Linked DNA regions of Homo sapiens: regions 2, 3 and 4 are each linked to region 1. The links are chromatin loops, found by intact Hi-C in ENCODE. Cell type or tissue: mammary epithelial cell. All regions are shown on one strand. Region 1 overlaps LOC105378678 (a long non-coding RNA gene). Region 2 has its middle 26 kb from the start of SCMH1-DT. Region 3 holds the start of LOC124904159 (a long non-coding RNA gene). Region 4 overlaps LOC105378676 (a long non-coding RNA gene).

Evidence for each region. A loop is a pair of places that touch in the nucleus more often than their neighbours do. Peaks named below come from ENCODE experiments on the same cell type or tissue, not always from the same donor. Only the 100,000 strongest peaks of a DNase experiment are listed, where the experiment ranks them.
Region 2: it touches region 1 in a loop (12-fold over the local background); 63 of 110 quality-filtered maps call a loop at or near these places.
Region 3: a loop joins it to region 1, with 9 times the contacts of the local background. A loop is called at or near these places in 18 of 110 quality-filtered maps.
Region 4: a loop joins it to region 1, with 30 times the contacts of the local background. A loop is called at or near these places in 2 of 110 quality-filtered maps.

What each region holds. Positions count from the first base shown.
Region 1 is chr1:41,429,885-41,434,884 of GRCh38, reverse strand. LOC105378678 (a long non-coding RNA gene) reads right to left here. Exons shown (of 6, transcript XR_007066029.1): 2 at 1,584-5,000. Among named protein-coding and RNA genes, the nearest start is that of EDN2, 52 kb to the left of the region's middle. RefSeq lists enhancers at 1-718, 817-1,448, 2,136-2,245. In mammary epithelial cell, a CTCF peak has its summit at 1,971 (motif pointing right); a DNase peak (open chromatin) is centred at 1,834; H3K27ac peaks cover 368 bases.
Region 2 is chr1:41,265,731-41,270,730 of GRCh38, reverse strand. No RefSeq gene overlaps it. Among named protein-coding and RNA genes, the nearest start is that of SCMH1-DT, 26 kb to the right of the region's middle. RefSeq lists an enhancer at 2,220-2,514. In mammary epithelial cell, a CTCF peak has its summit at 2,378 (motif pointing left); no DNase peak of the experiment used is centred here.
Region 3 is chr1:41,320,303-41,325,302 of GRCh38, reverse strand. LOC124904159 (a long non-coding RNA gene) reads right to left here and starts at 2,453. Exons shown (of 2, transcript XR_007066027.1): 1 at 1-2,453. RefSeq lists an enhancer at 2,863-3,122. In mammary epithelial cell, a CTCF peak has its summit at 2,242 (motif pointing left); a DNase peak (open chromatin) is centred at 1,862.
Region 4 is chr1:40,846,535-40,851,534 of GRCh38, reverse strand. LOC105378676 (a long non-coding RNA gene) reads left to right here. Exons shown (of 3, transcript XR_947239.2): 2 at 2,709-2,738; 3 at 3,355-3,438. Among named protein-coding and RNA genes, the nearest start is that of CITED4, 13 kb to the left of the region's middle. In mammary epithelial cell, CTCF peaks have their summits at 1,343 (motif pointing right) and 2,816 (motif pointing left); DNase peaks (open chromatin) are centred at 2,804 and 3,974.

The sequences.
Region 1 (5,000 bases):
CAAAGGTTTGTTTAGTAATAACCAAGAAAGGGCCCAAAGAAGAGGCCGCAGACTGCCAGGAGCTTGCAGCAGAGGCATTCAACCCTGCCGGGGGCTCAGGACAAGCCTCTCTAGAGATGCTGTGCCTGGGCTGAGATTTGGAGAGTGAGTAGGTGGCAACCAGGCAATGAGGTGGGATGGGAAAGAACACTCCAGACAGAGGGAAAGGTCAACAAAGGAAGTCCAGGATGGCTGGACCTCCAAGTGAGGGGAAGGCGCCCTGAAATCTAACGGGGTCGTCATAGGGCCCAGATAATGCAGGACCTCCAGCAGAGACATGTGTTCTTCCTCCTAAAAGCACTGAGAAGCCCCTGCAGGATTTTCAGCAAGGAACCACATGTGAGCCTGATAAAGTCATTAGCTGCAGTGTGGGGAAAGGGTTGGAAAGGAGCTAGACGAATGTGGGAACCGCCAACAGGCTCCTGCACCAGTCCAGTGGGCAGTCAAGGAAGGAGGCAGCAGGAGTGTGTGAGGATGGAATCTTCTGGGGCTGTGGGTCTGGGGACTAGGGAAGGAGTTGAGGGAGAGAAAGGAATCAAGGAAACCCCACCTGGGTTTCTGGTCTGTGCAGTGAGTGGAGGGTGGGCAGTTACTAGGGTGGGGTAAGGAGCTGAGGGTGAGATAAGCTGAGTTTGAGCTGCTTTTGAGCTACTGCAGCTCAGAGGAGTTAGGGACCGAGAGGTGAGAGGGCAAGTGTAGATGCAACCCAGACTGTGGTGGGTGTGGGCACGAGGTACCTACTCTGAGTTGCACCTTCTCATGGAGCTCCTTTAACAGGGTGTCATTGCTCCATTTTCCAGAAGATGAAACTGAGGCTCAGACAATGGAAAACAGTTTTCCAGGAGTTTCTTCGATAAGAACTTGGTGAAATCAAGATTGGAACTGGATCTGCCTCCCAACACCCCTACCTACTTTTCCCACCTGAAGCTGACCTTAAGATGCCTCCATGGCCTGAGCTTGACCCAGAGAAACCGAGTCAGAAGCTCCTTATGCAGATGGGGCTGCAGGGAGCTCATTAGCATAGGCACTCAGAGGGAACCACTCCCTTCAAGGAAAGAAAGGCAAGGAAGACAGCCTGGAGGTGAGCAGAGTCCCTGTCCCTGTAGTCAAGGCTACTGACCCCCCCAACCCGTCTGCCCATCGCACAAACATGCACTGATGCCAGCTTTGCACTGGGCCCTCTGCTGGGCCCTTCACACCCAAGAGGGGTGCACTGCTCCCATTGCACAGTTGAGGAAATGAAGGCCAAGAGAGAAGACGGTCACAAAGTGAGTTAGTGTAGAAAAGGACCCAGGAGTTTCTGGCTCCAGAATCTCAGCTTGCCCTCTCCAAGAGCTGCAAGGGGTTCAGTGAGCAGCTGGTGGAGGAGGCAGTGAGGGGCCCTGGGCTGCAGGGGGCAGGGGGCCCAGGGAGTGTAAAAGGACAGGAGGGAGGTGGGTTGGCATCTGAGAGCCTTGTAGCCAGCCTAGGATCCACGATAGCATATCTTTGCCTCTTCCCTGCCCACTCAGGCCCAAGGCAGTATCCAGGCGTCCCATCCCCACCTGGCCTGTTGTGTCCAGTTCTCCTGTCAAGCTTCATCTGGGGCATTATGGCCAGAGCTGGAGCCTCTGGTGCCTTTCTTCAGAAGAGACCTGAACAAAGGGACCTCAGACAGAGCCAGCACTGGCCTTGTTGGGTGGGGAGGGAGCTGACTCATGTGGTCTGTGGAAGGGTGCCAATGCCCAGCCCTCAGCCTGGGGAAGCCAAGCCTGGGAGGGAGTGGACCCTGCTGTGTGAATCTCGGGGGTAGGGTGGGAAGGCCTGGCTGTGCAGAAGTGGCCAGTGCCCTGCAGAACCTGAGGGATGGCACGGAAGGGGCAGGGCTTGGAGAGCCAGATCTGGAGGGAGGGGAACGAACTCCAGGGGACAGGCACAAGGCAGACGTGGTCTGGGCCAGCAGGGGGCGCTGCAGCAGCAGAAATGGCCCCATGGCCAGCAGGGAGCCTGCCGAGCCTGAGGTGAGTCAGAGGTTACTCAGGCTTCATGACCCTGGAGCAGGGCAGAAAAAAGCCACCCACTCCACAGACCCGGCTACTGAGGCACAGCCCTAGCACAGGAGACCCACTGTGGGGTCATGAACAGGCCTGAGTTCTCAAGAACAGACTGAGCTTGAATCCTGGTTGCTCCTCTCTGTGTGACCTTGGGTGAGTGACGGTCAGCCCCGGCCATAACACAGTACTGCAGACTTGGCAGCTCGCAACAGAAACTCATTTCTCCCAGCGGTGGCGGCTGGGCAGCCTGGCGCGGGGCCATTTCTGGAGCGGGCCCTCCTCCTGGCCTGCCCTGTACACTCACATGGAGAGAGCGTTCCGGTCCCTCTTCCTCTTGTTATAAGGCCGCGGTCCTGTGGGATTATGACCTCATTTTACCTTCATTACCTCCTAAAGACCGCGTCCCACATATAGTCACATAGAGGGTTAGAGCTTCCATATATGAATGTGGGGGCAGCAGGGGCACAATTCAGTCCGCAGCAGCAACTCCTTTCCTCCAAAGCTCCAGCTGCCACCTCTGTAGAGTGAAGATCCTCAAGGCGCTTGCCCTGTGGGGTTGCGAGGCATTAACGGGATCGTGCAGGTGAGGCCCAGCCTCTGGCACGGTGTAAGCGTCCATGAGAAACAGGCAAAGTCCTCCCCCAGGAGCAAAGCAGGGGTGCAGGCATCTGGACCAGCTCGGGGATGTCCACGTCTCCTGAGCCACACAGGGCAGGGTAGGGACCTGGCTTATGGCAGAGCGGAGCCTTCGGAGCAGGAGGGGGCTCCAGAGCCAGGAAGGCAGGGAGAACACCAGGAATGGGGCTGGCCCCTTGCCAGATCCGCTCCATTTGACCAGCGGACACTTATCAAGCCCCTGCCTCGTGCCAGGCAATGTCAGGCGCAGAGGTTTCAGGGGAGGAGGCATGCTGGTCCTGCCCTCCAGACCCCGGCAGGGGGCACCTCCCGCTGGTGTGTCCTGGGAGCATCTGTCCTGCATTGAGACCGGCTGAGTATCCCCTGGTGTCAATGACTTCTCTTTCCCTGTCATTCCCAGGAAAGCTCCTTTGCTTCAAACTAACCCCATGAGGTTGGTATTGGTGTCCAGCTACAGAAAATGGAAGGCTCAGAGACGTTAAGTGACTTACCCAAGATCACACAGTAGAAACCGAGTTTATCTGATTCCAGAGCCCATGTTCTTTCCAGTGTACACACTGCCTAGAGCTGACTCACTATTCCTTCTCTATGATGGGCCCATCTAGGACCAGAAGGAGGCTTTGGAAGAACCTTCCACAGTGAGCACTTGGGGGTCCTGATGCCCCCTGAGAAACCTCATGTCCTGGGTTTCTGGCTCTGCTGCAGATTGGATGATCTTGGGAAAGTCTCTTGTACCAAGCCTCAGTTTTCACCTCCCTCGGATGGGGCTAGGAGTTCATCACAAAGCACAGGATAGAGCACACCCCCTTCCCCCTCACTCCTCACCTCTACTTGCTCCATTCCAAAGACCCACCCTCAGGATCAGCCCCCACCCAGGGGCAGGCAGCGGCTGTGCTGAAGGGTCCTCCACCTTCTCACGGGCATGGTCCCATGAAGATTAAGGACACAGGCGCCCAGAGTGAGATGCTCTCTTGATGTGCTGGGCACCCCTGGAGGATTCCTGAAGGCCCTCAGCAGACCAGCTCCAGCTGGGGAGAAACAGCATCTGGGGGCACAAGAGACCCAGGACCAGGGGCTACCCTGGCCTGCTCTGGGCTCCTTCCTTGGTCTCTGGACCTTCGGGGCTCCCCTGGCCACAGGGGACATTGCAGACTTGGCCTGGCTTGGAAAGGGCCCTCAGCCCTGGTACACCCAAATAATAATTAAATTCCCTGGTCAAGCCCATTGGATCAGATGAACTCCCTTCATGTGAATATGGACATCAGCCAGCTGAAATGCCACACCCACTGCCCACCTTTTCCCCAGCCCTTGCGCTGAAGATCCTATAGGGGAAAGCTACTACTTCCACTAAAAACGATTCTGTGCTTTGGAAAATACGTGCAAGAGTTGCAGGCAAAAGAACTGCCAAGACGCCCCACAGCCAAGCCTGAGGTAAGACTGTAAGTGCTTTGGAAAGAATTTCTGGCAACCCAGGTACAACATTTTTAACTGAGATGTCCAGTGTTCCTCAGAGAAGGGCAGCATTAGAAAATTCAACATCTGTCAGCCTCACAGGATCTGGCAGTGGGAGAGCCTGCACCCTGGCCATGGTGGCACACCTGGTTCTTGTCTGCATCCAGAAGCAGTTTCGGTTTTAGTTGCATAAAATAGAGGTCTCTCTATCTCTCTCCCCACTGACCCACTATAAAAGTAATGCTTGTTTAAATAAACTTGGTAAATATGACAATAAGGAAAAAACATAGAAAAGTCCCCAGCTCTGTCTCACCCCAAGCGTCCTCGACATTCGCTGACATCCTTTTGTTCCTTTGCTTACCCCTGTGCTTTAGATGGTGCTCTGTCGTCTCCTGCTCAGTACATGTAAGATTTCATGAGCATTTCCCTTTCATTCTAAGTTCTTTCTCCTCCAAGAGGCTGATCCCATGGCTCACAATCTGAAAATTGTTTCCTGCTATTCTGCACAAAGCTGTGATGCATACCTTTGTGCCAAAAGCTGTTCTCAAATTTTAAAATATTTCCTTCAGATTGCTTTTTCAGAGTGGTATGGCTGATCAGATGGGAGAGGAGTGTGGAAGGTTCTAGATCCAAAGACCCTCTTGAAAGGGTGATTCTTTGCACCTGTGAGAGCCAGAGACGGTCACAGGAAAGATGGCCCCTCAAACCGAGAGCCTTCTACAATTTGTCCTTGAAATGGCCAGAGGACATCCCCAGGGATACTCTCCCTTCTGCTGAGGCCCACAAGGATGGGGACGTCACAAGTGGCCCTAGAAAGAGGACTGGGGCTCCTGACCCTGA
Region 2 (5,000 bases), 160 kb after region 1:
AGGAGAATGGTGTGAACCCAGGAGGCGGAGCCTGCAGTGAGCCGAGACGGCACCACTGCACTCCAGCCTTGGGGACAGAGTGAGACTCCGTCTCAAAAAAAAAAAAAAAAAAAAAAGCTAAGAGGGCAGTCTCATAAAAGCCATCAAAACCCAGGCTCCTTCTATCTGACTTCTACCCTATAGTCCAAGATGGCTGCACCAACTCCAGCCACCTCGTGTATTTTTCAGATAGCAGGAAGAAGGCACAAAGAATAGCACACTCCCCTGCTTAAAAGACATTACAAGGAGGTTCCACAAGACTCCTGCTTATACTCATTGTTCAGAACTCAGTTATATGCCCGAATGTAGCTAAGTGGAAGACTCAGAAATTTTTTTTTTTTTTGAGACAGAGTTTTACTCTTGTTGCCCAGGCAGGAGTGCAGTGACGCAGTCTCAGCTCACTGCAACCTCCGCTTCCTGGGTTCAAGTGATTCTCCTGCCTCAGCCTCCCAAGTAGCTGGGATTACAGGCACCCACCACCACACCCAGCTAATTTTTGTATTTTTAGTAGAGAGGGGGTTTCACCATGTTGGCCAGGCTGGTTTCAAACTCCTAACCTCAGATGATCTGCCCACCTCAGCCTCCCAAAGTGCTGGGATTACAGGCATGAGCCACCACGCCCAGCCAAGAAATGTCATTTTTAACCCAAGTAGGCATGTGCCTAGCTGAAAGTTAGAGATTCTATTACTAAGGAAAAAGTGGAATAGACACTGGGAGACAACTGGCATTCTATAGAATGCCAAGCAGTTACGAAACACAGAGTAGAGACTGACAGACTGTTATGTAGGAGTTCCAGAACAGAGGGAGTGCAGGAGAAGCAAGATTACAGAAATAAGGACTGAGAATTGTCCAGAATGAGAGAAAGACATTGCTTAGATTCAAAATGCGCACTCAGTGCTGAACAGAACAAATAAATTTACACCTAGACCCAGTGTAGTGAGACGATAGCACATCAAGAATAAAGAGAAAACATCAAGGCTATTGCAGTAAAAAAAGGCATTACATGTAGAGGAAAAGTAATTACTCATTTATCAACCAGCAAATATGTATTAAGTGCTTTCTTTGAGTCAGGTCTGTTCTAGGGATGGCCATCCAGTCCTGACCTAGACAAATAAGTTTAAATGTCTATCATTTATTATTAAATAGAGATTGAGGCCCTTAGAGAAAAAATACAGCAGAGCAAGGAATAAAAGTGATGGAGGGTGGGAGTGGGTAGGATGTCTTAGGGAAGATGCTCAGGGGAGGCCTCTCTGTAACATTTGAGCTGAGACCTGAATGAAGTGACGCAGCAAGTTATGCACATTTTTGGGGAAGAGCATCCCAAACAGAGGAAAGCAAGTGCCAAGGCCCCGAGGTGGAAATGTACTTGTTATGTTCAAGAAACAGCAAGAAGGCCAGTGATCCAGCAGAGTGAACAGGGGTAGCAGAATAAGCGGGTTGTCTGGAGAAGGCGTCTGAGGCCAGATCTTATGTGTGGAGCCTTGGTGCAGCAGTGCGTTGGTGTCAACTCAGACTGGCTCTGTCTCGATTCTTTACATCCCTTCTCAACTCTGAGCTCAGTGATGTTACCTTGGAAGCTTGAAATTGGCCATGGAGGGAGAATATGCACCACAATTAGCAAATGCTACATATCAGGGCTCTCTGCCTCTGAGAACTGGTTGTTACCAGCACAGCACCGCTCATAGCTGTGGTGAGAAATTCAGACATTGTTCAAATTGGAATCAGAAGCATTGGAGTGTTTTGAACGGCAAAAAGGCAGAATACTGCCACTTGGTTTCCTTCTCACAAGATCACTGTAGAGAACAGAGCCTAGGGTGCAAGAATGGAAGCAGGGAAATGGATTAGGAGGTTGTTGGAGTGGACTGGGTGAAAAAGGAATGGGGACAGTCTAGGAAGGCCATGAGGAGGAGGCAGTTTTAATCTGGTCTTCTATTTTCTGGTACGATCTCCCTTACATCCTGTTTAGCCTCTGTTGATAGACTGATTCCACTGGCTGGGAGGAGCATATTTTCCTGGAAAGAGCATGGGATTTAGAATCAGTGGGCCTGGATCTACTTCTCAATAGTATCCCTTGAGGAAATTATTTAACATCTTTTGAGTCACAGTGTCCTGTGTGTAAAACTGAATACCTGAAAAGGTGGCTGTGAAGACTAAATGAGATAAGGAGTGTAAAATTCCCATTTATCCTTTGGTGGGGCAGAGCGCCCTCATCCTCAGCCCACCAGGGTCCCTCATGTAGACTTCATGCCTAGAAGCAAAAAGAATGAAACTGCCAGGATCAGATTCCCCGGGGCTGGTCGCCGGTCTCTGCCTGTTCCCAGGTGGGCCACCAGCGCCACCTCGTGTCCAGTCTGGGTTCTTGCAGGCCAGCCTTTCCCTGGATGATTTCTTGATCCTGAATCACCTCCATTGCCAGATGGAGCCAACAGTGCATGAAGTGTCCTAACATTCATCGTCTGACCTGCCAACAAAGCATGCTCTCTGCTCTCCTCTGATCCTCCTCTGCATGTCAGTCTCACCTCCACATCCAGATTGTAGAGGGCACACGGCCTGTGTCTTCAGCGTCCATTCCTTTTACTTGAGTAATTACTTTGTGCCACTCATTCTGACATAATCCTTAAGGCAATTATATCCTTATTCCTTTTCTGGAGAAACTGAGGCCAAGACATAGAAAGTGACTTGCTTAAGGTCACTGGGCAAGCAATTGAGGTAAGATTTGATTCCAGGACTTCTCAATGTAAACCCAAGGTTTTTTTCCACAAAAACATCCAGCACAATGTGGGTACCCAGAAGATGCTCAGTGGATCATTTCATTTTTTAGGCTTTTTAAAAGAAGTGAGCAAAAATAACTGAACAGGAGCCAGGGGACCCACCCTCAGGACTCAGATTCAAGCTCTGTCTTTTACAACTTGCTGAATAACCTTGGCTGGATCTGGGTCACTCTGTGGCCTTCAGTACCGCATGAGGAAAGGAAAGGGATTAGACTAGGTGATCCCAAAGTTTCCCTCAGGTCCTGATGTTCAACAATTGCAAAGTTGAGGAGAGGGCTCTAGAAAGGGGTTAAGATTGTGGGCTCTGAGGCCACTGCTTGGGTGAGTCCAGGCTTCACAATAGCTATGAGGCCTTCAGCAAGTTATTTATCTCAGCCTCCGTTTCCTTGTCTGGAAAATGAGGATGATGAGAGTAATCATCTGTACCTCATAGTGTTGCTCAGTTATCTACTAGACCCTCTTAAAACTGTGCTTGGTACATGGTAGGTAATACATTTGTGTTCATTTTTCAAAAATATTGATTCTGGCTGGGCGTGGTGGCTCACTCCTGTAATCCCAGCACTTTGGGAGGCCAAAGAGGACAGATAACTTGAGGTCAAGAGTTCAAGACCAGCCTGATCAATATGGTGAAACCCCGCCCCTACTAAAAATACAAAAATTAACTGGGTGTGGTGGCACGCACCTGTGGTCCCAGCTACTTGGGAGGCTGAGGCATGAGCTCACTTGAACCCAGGAGGCGGAGGTTGCACTGAGCTGAGATCACACCACTGCACTCCAGCCTGGGTGACAGAGTGAGACTCTGTCTCAAAAAATAAATAAACAAATAAATAAATAAAAATAAAAATTCTACCTGCTACCTAATTCTATTTGTTTCAGGTAACATAAAAGTCTTGTGCATTACAAGGTTGGCCACTGGTTAATTCCTGCAAGCTCCTGGACAGTCATGCATCTAGCCACAGATAAGGTCATGTGTTTGATTCCACATAGTATCATCTGGATTACAACATAAATAAAACCTGAAAGTCTTAAGCCAAAATGAGGATCAAAGACCATTGTGTTCTCCTAAATTCCATCATTCAAGATATCCTGGAAATTTCTAAGACTTGGATCCTAAACCAGGCCACTCTGAGCCTCAGTTTTCTCACTTGCAAAACTGGGAATTGGACTGGCTATTTATGAAAGCTGCTATTATGGGCCCGGCACTGTGATAAGCTTTCACACAGCGAAATCAGAGTATAGTGTGCACTGACAAAGGGACAAGGGACCCCTGCCCTCTGATTTGGGTCACTGTACTTCAGGAACTGAGGTTGGGCAGTGGAATGGTGCATCCTCTCTATCCTGTTCCTTGGGATATCTTCCTAAACGGGTAAGTGGGGAGCCTGGAGACCTTGCTAGGTGATGGGACAAATCCCTTCTCCTCTGAGAATCACAGGCCTCTAGGGCAGCCCAGCCCAGCCCAGCCCAGCAGGACTTTCTAGGGTGATGGAGGTATTCAATATCTGTGCTGTCCAATATTGCAGCCACTAGTCACCAGTAGCTTCTGAGCACTGGAAACATGGCTAGTGCAATTGAGGAACAGAATTTTAAATGTATTTACTTTTAGTTAATTTAAATTTACATAGACCGTTGTGGCTACTGGCTATTCTATCGGATAGAGCAGCTCTGAGATATTTGGCTTTGAGAGCATCCTCCTGGAGAGATGAGGTAATTGAGACACAATTGGACTGAGTGGTTTGCTTAAAGGTTTTCAGTGACTCTGTGACAGAATTGAAACCAGAACCTAGGTCCTTCTTATTCCATAACAGGCCTTTTTCCTCACATCACTGCTAGATGTGGAGACATCTAACATTGCTCTACAATAGCACCACACTTTTCTACAGGTAAGTAGTTAACCTTGACTGCAATGCTCTTCCTACCCACAACCATGCTCTTTCTGCTGGGTAAACTCCTACCCATCCTCAAGACCCAATTCAAACATCATGACCTTCTCCCCATTCCTGGCAGTTCCTTGCTCCCTTCCTGTCCTCCTGCAGCATTTTGTCTGGTTAGCTGTCGGAGCACTTACAATGTAATTGTCAATTTATTTATCTCCCCAACTTGACTAGAATTCCCTAAAAGCACAGATGGTTTTTTATTCTTCCTATCTCCAGAACGCAGCACAGGAGTCTGGTCAACAAACGTGTGGAATCA
Region 3 (5,000 bases), 110 kb after region 1:
GGGACTTAATATCATTTACATTTCAGTCCAGGTGTCACCTCTTTAGGGAAGTCTTTTAGGCCAAGTCAAAATTACCCCCTCAATTGATCTGTTTCATATTATCTATTTAAAAAATTTTATTTCACTTATCATTATCTGACTTTATCTTTATTCTTAGTTAACTCATCTATTATCGCTATGTGTTCACCACACCTTTTAGAATTTCAGGTCCATGTAGGCAGGGACCTTGCTGGTCTTACTCATGGCTGTGTGCTAGGAGCCTAAAACATATGGCCATAGATGGCAGTAACTACATATTTGCTGAATCGTTGGCTTGTTGTGCTGGCCCCCAGCCCTGTGCTCTTCTGTGATCAGTCCCCAGACATGGTTAGCATCAGGTAAAGGAACGGGTAGAGTTTCCAGTGGCCACACCTCCACAGTTTTTTTTGTTTTTTTTTTTCTCCTACCAGTGTCTGACTTCAGCCTGGCTCTCTTTCCCATCACCAGCAGTCAGGAGGCATCTTCAAGGCCATTTAGGAGAAGAGATCCAAGTGTAGCACCTGGACACAAAGCTGTGGCTACTCATTCTAGTTCAGAAGCCTCTGAGTCCATGAGTGTCTTTGAATAAATCACTTCCCCTCTGTCTCTCACCTGACACATTGTAGATGCTCAATCATTCTCCAGTAAAGATCACTTTACTGTGAGATGGACCCACATTTATATAGTTCTAACTTACCCCAATACCCTTGTTATAGATGAGGAAACTGAGGCACAGAGAGGCTAAGTAGCTCCACCAATGCCACAGAGTAAAAAACTGGAAGTGCTGGAGCTCATAGATTTCCCCCTCAATTTATGATCCCACCAACAAGGGCATCAATTTCAGAAATTAACAGCTGCAAATGATGGCATCAAACCGGACGCCGCAGCAGCCGTCCGAAGTGCATCTCCAATTCAGGTTTATCTTCATTAAGCAAGTAATTCATTACCGGGCAGTAAGCATTCACATCAGAGCGAGAATATTAAAAAAGTAATTATATTTTTTCACAGTGCAGCTTTCTGGGTAAATTGTATGCAAATTGCTGTCTAAATCAGGCTGGCAGATCCCGGGCAGGTCTCGGCACCATTTGGGGGAAAATTTGGGAGGTTGGACTAGTCACTCTCTGCCCACTTTAGTGAGTGTCCAGCACAGAGTCTGGCATTGAGACAGAGAAGGTTTAAAAATAATAGCTTCTATTATTTCTTAACTCCATCAAGCCTTGGTTTCCCCATCTGTAAAATGGGGCTTCTCCTAGGACTCAATAAGGGAGTGGAGAGGACAGTCTCCAGCACAGGACCTGCCCGGCATGGATATGGGAGGCAGATGACTTGGGAAATGGCAAGACAACTTCAAGGAGGAACACAGGGTTGTATCAATGAAGCACTGATACCTATGCCCAGAGAGAGGGTCAGGATAGCTGCTGGGGTAGGGCAGGGGGTGCTGGGGTAGGGCAGCGGGCGCTGGTGAGGGACCAGGAGGCCTGACTTTCTTCTCATCCTGACTCAGCCACTAAGTCATGTGTGACCCTAAGTTCTCTGGGCTATGCTTAATGCCCAGCCGTCTTTAACAAGGATAATTACCCACCAGGTGCACAGAACCATCACTGCTCCCAGGTCACACTGACCTCTAACCTGTAGGAACTAGAAGGCCCATGCTGGAAAAGAGGGGCTTGAAGAGCAAAGGCATCAATCCTCTCAGTTTACTGATGGGAAAAAGAAGCCCAGAGAAAGGCATCAGAGACTCAGAGTCACACGCCAGGTAAGTGATGGAGTCAGAACCAGAAACCCAGGCCAGAGCAGCTCCAACATGCACTGTCAGTACCCGTCTTGCAATGGGCACTTACGGCCTGTGTTGGAAGCTGTTGCACATGTTGGAACATGTTGCACATGTGGCTTTATCTCAGGGTTGGGAAGTGATCCCGGGCTTGGGTCTGAGAGAGGTTATTTCCCAACTGAACCTTAGTTTCTCCACTTGTCAAATGAGGCAGTTGGGAGAGACATCGCTATGGACCCCTCCCATGAGACTTACTAGGTAGGATTTTTAATGACATCCTTTCCCTTCCCCCAGGGCAAAAACTCTGAGGAGAGCCAGGACTGCCCAGAGAAATAGGGGCAGAAGCGCTGGGCCTGGCTGAGGGCATCTTTGTGCCAGTTCCCAGCCTTCCTTGCCCACACACTGGCCACCAGCGGCGGTGATGGTTTAGGAAGATGCACAGTGCCCCCTTGTGATGGGGGCCACCTGCTACAGAGCTCCAACAGCCCAGGTCACAGGGCCAAGGCTACCCCAGAGGCCGTCTCCAACACACCCACACAAAGGTACAGCTCCAGCACACAGAGCTGTTGGGGGCTATGGCTATGTCTGGAGCTACAGTCACTAAAAGTCCAGCCAGGCGTGGTAGCTCACACCTGTAACCCCAGCACTTTGGGAAGTGGGCGGATCACCTGAGGTCGGGAGTTCAAGACCAGCCTGACCAACATGGAGAAACCCCATCTCTACTAAAAATACAAAATTAGCTGGGCGTGGTGGCACATGCCTGTAATCCCAGCTACTTAGGAGGCTGAGGCAGGAGAATCGCTTGAACCCGGGAGGCGGAGGTTGCAGTGAGCCAAGATCACACCATTGCACTCCAGCCTGGACAACAAGAGAGAAACTCCATCTCAAAAAAAAAAAAAAAAAGTCCAGCTCCATTCAGACTCACACTTGGGTTGGTACACACAGCTACACCCATGGGACACGAAGACAGGAACAGGTGTCCATACCAGCCTGGCCAGATATGGCTATACCTGACCACACGTTGACACACAGACACCCACAACACCCAGCCACAGTTAAGCCTTGGGTAGTCACCCAGCAGCGGCGCACCACACACACTGCATTACCCCATCACACCCAGACCCAGGCCCCTCTGGAAGAACAGGTGCCTCCTCTCTGACCCAGCTCTTGCTCACAAACCTTCACCTGTGCAGACCGTCAGTTCCTCATTCATGGGGCTACTAAAAAAGTCTTCCTGCCACCCGGGGACAGTCAGTTCCCAGGCTACACACAGAAGCACCTGCTTCTGTGCATGTCCAGACACATGTTGCGGCTGCTTCTATATCAGGGAGGCCCTTCTGTTCTCCTGTCTTGCTCAAGCATCACTTTCGAGCATCCAGTCCTGCAGGGGATTTTAGAGACCAATCAAGGCACAGCTCCTGCCTTCTCCCCACCTTGACATCTCTGAGACACAGCCCCAGCAGCAAGCAACCTCGGGCCTCACCAGTCAGGCCTCCTCCCACACCCTTCTCTGAGGCTGGGTTGGGGTGGGTTTAGGAATGAGCATGGGCTTGTGGAGCTTTCTTCAGGCTGTGAAACCTTCCCAGGCATTGGGAGTTTCCTTTCTGACTGGTCTTTCTTTAACTTATCTTTCTAGAAGAAATGCAAGGCTCCCCTGGAAGCCTTTCCTGACCATGCCTGGTAGCACCGGCCCCTGGGTACAGCCATGGTCAAGTTTGACCCAGGAGTCAGGAGAACCAGGTCGAAATCCTGGCTCCTATTCTAATTTCCTGGGTGACCCTGGGCCCATCTAGTCTTTTTTCTGGGCCTCAATTTCTTCTTCTGCACCATGGGGATGGGGCGGGAGGAGAGCACTAAACTGAGCTTGAAAGGACCCTCCGGTCTTATATTTCTCAAACTGTACTTTCCCCAAAGACCAGGACTGGTGACTGAGGCGCCAGAGCCAGACCCCACTCCCTGGTCACCTGCTCTGATGCTTTCCCCCCACCCTGGGCTGCTGACCACAGACACCCCTGGCAAAGGCAGAGCAGAGCAGTGGAAGGGGCAGCGTCATCGGAATCAGGGACAGCTGCGGGCATGCTGTGCTGCTTGAGGACAGGGTCTGGACCTGCAACTTCTTCGGCAGGGCCTGGTGTGCAGGTGTCACTTAACAAACATTTGCTAAATTGAAACCAATTCACTCCTTCCTAGCTGTGTAGTCTTAAGCAGGCAATTTCGTGTCTCTGAGCTTCACTGTCCTCCAGTGTAAGAGAGAGATACCAGCTCACCCCCTGTTATCTGTAGTCATGAGGATTCCTCAAGACGCTGCATCCCTCCAGAAGGCACTGCTCTCGACCCAGCGGGAGCCCCGCCAACAAGTCTCTCTTCCTCCTTCCCCTTCAAGCCTGCGTTCTCACTTGGCTGGCAGAGAAGTGGGACTCCCTAGAGCCCACCGGCCTTGGGGAAGAAGAGCTTGCCACAGGAACGGATGGGAAGGCGGACAGAGGAGGGGCGCGTGTGCCAGCATCCTGGAAATGAGCTTGGCCGGGTGGCGGCAGCCTGCTTCTCACTCTTGCCACACCGAAGGCCCCATAAGGCTCTGAGCAGGCAGCTGGGGTGGGAGGAAAAGAGGGAGGCAAACCCCTTCACCCACAGATACATGCAATCCTAGCCCCAGAGGTAGGGAGTCACCAAGTGCCCACCAAGGGAAAAGATCTGCTCTGTAGCAACCCCTCAGTCCTTCCCAGAGACATTTGCTCAGTGCCTTTTAAAGCTGTGCATTCCCTGGCCAGGGAGCCCTCTCTCTGCTGAGCTAAGCCTGCTCCCAGGCTGCCTGAGTACATCTGCTCCTTCTGCTCACGACAGCCCAGGACATGCAGACCAGCCAGGTGTCCTGCCCTGGCCTCCACCTCCTAGTCCTCTGCAGGCCAGACAGCAGTGCAGCTGTTACTTCTACCACATGGGTCTGAATCCCTCTCACCCGCTCCGACATGTCCCTGTGTATCTAGGCACATGCACACAGGTACACACACACATGCACTCCTACGGGGCCCCCAGGATCCAGTCCATCCCGGAAGGGCGCAGCCACCCTCCCCTGCACAGGGGCTGCTCCCCCTCCTCTCCTGAGTCTCCACTACTGCAGGACTGCCTTGGAAGACAGAGAGCAGGGGAAGGTAGGGGGCCCTGGAAGGACACGTCTCCCACTGAGAGCCCTTCCTCTTCCCCACCCCCT
Region 4 (5,000 bases), 580 kb after region 1:
TGTTAGTAATGGGGAGTCACAGACGACATGAGCCGAGTGGAAACAGTTGGGTTTGTGTTTTGGAAAGGTCACTCTGGCTGTGGTGAGTAGAATGGATTTGAGAGGGGCAGGTGGGAGAAATGGAGAGCGCTGAGAAAGCATGAAATGCAATGTCTAGCATACATGAATATTCTTTTGAAGAATGAATGACTCTATCTCGATTACTTAGGATTATGCACGTGGCTTTGAGTGACAGAAAAACAGTAGCTTAAATAAAAAGAACCAGGTAGGTAGTCCAGAATGGGTGTAGTTATCCATAGTGTCAGCATCTAGGCCCCACCACCTTGTTGCTTTGTCATTTGTGGGTTAGACCTCATGATCCAAAAAGGCTGCTCGAGCTACCATATCAACATTCCAGCCAGAAAAAAAGAGAAAAGAGGAGTCGTGAACTTTCTGGAAGTTTTCTGCCCCTAACTACAAAAGAGGCTCAGAAATGTAGTCTTTATTCTGGGTGGCCATATGTGTAAGCAGAATTCAGAGGTTCTGCTACTGGGAAGAAGATGGGAATGGATCCTGCAGTCACGATAATGACCCACTGATGTGGAGGCTACAGGAAAGGAGTGGAAAATGATTCCCAGGGGTGTGGCTTGGGGCACAGAGTGACTCTTCCATGAGGTGAATCCTAGCAGGAAGAGCAGGCTGTAGGGAGCAGGATAGATTAGGATGGACACATCAGGCCATCCAAGGTGGACATCTAGGAGGAAGAGGGCCAGATAAATGGGTCTGGAGCTCAGGAATTAGGTCTGGACTGACAGTAACTTTGTTTGGGGGGGTATTAGCACATCCATTGTTGCCTTGGGAATGATGATGCCCAGTGATAAAAGAATGTGGCCAAGGACAGAACCTTGGATAGAGGCCGAGAATTAGCAGCTGGGGAAGTGGGAGAGAAACAGCAGAAAGGTGTCCTGAAAGCCCAGGGAGATGTTTCCCAAAGGAGGGCGTGGTCAGGGGTTCCTAATGCTGCTGAAAAGTCAGGTAAAGTGAGGACTAAAAAGAGGCTGTTCAATTGGGCAATCAGAAAGTCAAAATGACTTTGCCAGAGCAATTCCAGGGGAGTGGAGAGGCAGGAGACAGGATGCCATGGTCAGTGGGAAATGGGAAAAGAGGAAGTCAGGTCAACAAAGGTAGATGAATTGTTTAAAGGATCTTTTTGGACCTCAGTGTTTCCATGGGTCAAGTGACCCATGTCTGGGGCTTCTTTGCTGCGCTTTTTAGTGGACTTAAAAGCATTGAAAAGGCCTCTACAGTTGGGTTCGGCCTGGACGGCGCCTGCTTGAGATGGGATGCAACACCCATCTTTTCTCGGCAGGTGGCAGCACCACACCAAGTGACACCACCTGGACACCTCGACCAACACGAAATCCACATTGCACATCAGTGCATTTTCAGAGAAATGAAGCTTAGATCCCCAAACACCAAAGCGTTGGGTGGTGGTTGTTGCTGTTGTTGTCATTTTGGATGGAAGCCTTGAGTAGAGAAAACTGAATGGAACTTTCTGTTCAAGTCCTGGCTCTGTCACTTACTGGCTGTGCAACCTTCAGCAAGCCCTCTCACACATGCAAGCCTGCTTCCTGGTTGGCAAATCGGGCATGAGAACAAACCCAAAACCACCTCATGGTGTCACAGTGAGTCTGTAACAAAGTGCGCTTGTGTCGGATGTTCCTGTGGACAGACTCAGGGCTGGGGTGGGCAAGCGGGGATGGGCTCAGAAGCAGAGGGAAGGGACCAGACCCGCACAGCCATGGGGAGGGGGTGCCTGTGGTCTTTACAAAGGCTGCACACAACAGTACTGCTGGAGTCAGGAAAGTTGGGTTCGGATTTTGCAGGTGAGGGAACCAAGGCTCCCATATGACTCTCCACAGTCATACCCCTCAAACAGGCAAAGCAGAGGCACCAAAACCAAACTTCAGAAGAAGAATTTGATGCATAATATTTTTGAAAAAAAAAAAAAGGCTCAGAATTGCAGCATGGGAAAAATCTGAACTTCGTGGAACTTCTTTCCCATTGTTGTGTGGTTTCGTATTGTTTGCTGCCCTTCACTCCCCTGGTCCCTGTTTAATGCCCACGTTCTGAGAGCACCCCTGTATCTGCTCCTTCCCCCTAAGATGACATGGGGGAGGTTAAGGATGTGAGGGGAGGAGAGGAGGAAGCCATCCAGCCATCTGGAGGTCGAGAGACTCGGGCTCAGCTCTGGGCTCTGCCTTGGCTTACTAGGCCTCAGTTTTCCCAGCTGCAAAATGAGGCTATGGGACCAGTGGTCCCTTGGGAGCCTTGGCAGCTCTGACTTTTTATGAAGGCTTTGGATTCCCCTTGAGCTTCCCTGACCATCTCTCTGAAAGACGCCCCCTGCAACACAGTCACTATTCCATTTCCATTTTATTTTCTTCACGGCACTTATCACCCCATGAAATTATCGTGTTTTTTTTGTTTGTTTTCTGTCTAGACAGTAATCTACTATCTACTCTATGTGAGCAGGGACTTTGTGAGTGAGCTGCTAGGACCTTGGCACCTAAAATAGTGCTTGGCATGTACTAGAAATGAACAAACAATTGTAGAATAAGTGAATGAAGGGCAGAGAACACAGCCCCTTACTCTCTGAGACAAGTCCTGGAGTCCCCTTCTGTCAACTGCTCAGTTCTACCACCCCTATTTCTCTCTCTCTCTTTCAGATGTGCTGAACCTAACTAAAGCACCTTCAGGTGAGGTGTCCTGCCCTCAAAGTCCAGTCTGTTTTCCTGGCTCCAGACAACTCCAAGCCAAGGTCTTTACTGACGCCTTGTGGCCGTGGGGACACACAACAGGGACTGGGTGTATTCTCACTGGGAGATGATCAATCCCAGGTGGCTCTGCTTCCCTCCCTTCCAGCCAGCATATACGAATCACCTGTGTGCCCAGCCTTGCTTTGGGGAGAGTGATGACCCCAGCAGATGCATATCTTTTCTTTTTTAGAGACAGGGTCTCACTCTGTCACCTAGGCTGGAGTGCAGTGGCGCGATCATAGCTCACTACAACCTTGAACTCCTGGTATCAAGTGATTCACCCTCCTTGGCCTCCCAAAGTGTTGAGGTTTAAAGGTGTGGGCCACCGTGAACTGGCCACAGATGTGTTTCTTGTCCTCCAGGAGCTGAAGTCACACCAGGGGAAGGAGCAAGATTGTGGGGTCCAGGAGAGGATTTAGGGGAAGTCTGGCAGGGGCGAGTGGGAAGTAAGGGCAGACCCCATCCGAGTTCTGGGCAGGCGGGGCAGCTTGGGTCTCAGGCCTCAGATCCTTCTGCCAGGGTATCTGTTTGACAGCAGTCTTCCCACCTCTTCCAGGAAATCCTTCACATCTCCCACTCATTTTAGAGCCTGTTTGGGAAAAAAAGAAAGAGAAGAGGATATGCCTCATGCCCAGAGAAGCCATTTGGGACAAAAACAAAGATGTTGAAGGAGGATTTTTAAAATCCTCTGTGATGTATAATGTAAGTCTTCTATGACATTGCTTCCAGTAAAATCCACCTTACTAGCTGTCTTAACCAGGTCTTGCCGTGATAATGCCATGAAGAAAACAAACCCCCAATCTCAGTGTCCTACAAAATCAATGATTATTTCACACTCCTAAGTCTCCAAGTCAACTGCAGTTCAGCTGATGCTGGCTGGGCCAGGCTGGACTCTTGAATTCAGTCTAGGTCAGGTCTGCTCCACATGCCTGCATCCGGACCCAGGATGAAGAAACAACGGCTATCCGAGGCTCTCGAGGTGGAAGAACTTTGCCATGACTGTATGGCTTCCGCTTGAAAAAAAGCATACTGTCCTTCCTACCTGCCTTCGATTGGCCAAAATAAATCCCATGGCCAAGCCCAAAGTCAGGGGGTTGGTAGAGTGGATGCTATGGGGTTCCACCCAGATCCACCCTTCAGAGCCTGCTGGGAATCTTCTGCTGGCTCACAACTGTGTCACTCATTGGGAATTGCCCTTGGCCACAGGGAACTGCCTCACCCACAGTCATGGCCATGATTGGCTAATGATTGGCTGATGGTTTCCTTTGAAGGAAAACAAAGGCCTGCCTTCTTCCTTCAGTTTAGCACAACTCTTCGGGGATAGATGAGCTCTAGGGCTCCTGAGGATCAGCAGCTACCTCAGTTGCTATCGCATAGTAGATCAACCTCTCCTTCTGTCTAATCCTACCTCCTACCTTCCTTATAGATGAATCTCCTGAGCACACTCCCCTAAAAACCTTCTGCACACCACTCTCTGTCTCGGAATTGGTTTCCAGGAAACCTGCTGTAAGACAGATAGGCAAGTACACACCATGCAAGGGTAACCATGGCAATGGCAAGGAAGGAAGGAAGACTTTCAGACAAAGAATACAATCGACTACAATAGTTACATAAAGGATACATCACAGAGACAGATCTATTTTGCCTGCAGCAAAATGCTAGGCACATGCTCAATGTGTATGTAAGGGGAGAATTGAGGCCACCTCTGGGAGGTTCCCATTTTTTATTGCACTGATTATATTTTGTATATTAGGATTCCAAATAGGTTATGCTGTAGCAAAGGTTCCTGGGCCTTCAAAAAAGGGTTTTCAAATCACTTGGTTCCATGATGTCTATAGCTCTGTTCAGCTCTGCCAGTTGGGATGGGGCAAACCCGAGTGATTCTCAGATCCTGTGCATTTACAGCAGAAAATGCGTCAGGTTGGTGGGTGAAATCCCTGTTGCAGGTGTCATTGGCTGAATTGCATCCCTCCAAAATTCATATGCTGAAGTTCTAACCCTCAGTTCCTCAAAATGTGACTGCATTTGGAGATAGGGCCTTTAAAGAGGTAATCAAGTTAAAATGGGTTTTTTAGGGTGAGCTCTAATCCAATATTACTGGTATCCTTATAAGAAGAGGCGATAAATACATCAACAAGCAAAAACCAACCCCATTAAAAAGTGAGCAAAGGATAGGAACAGACAATTCTCAAAAGAAGATAT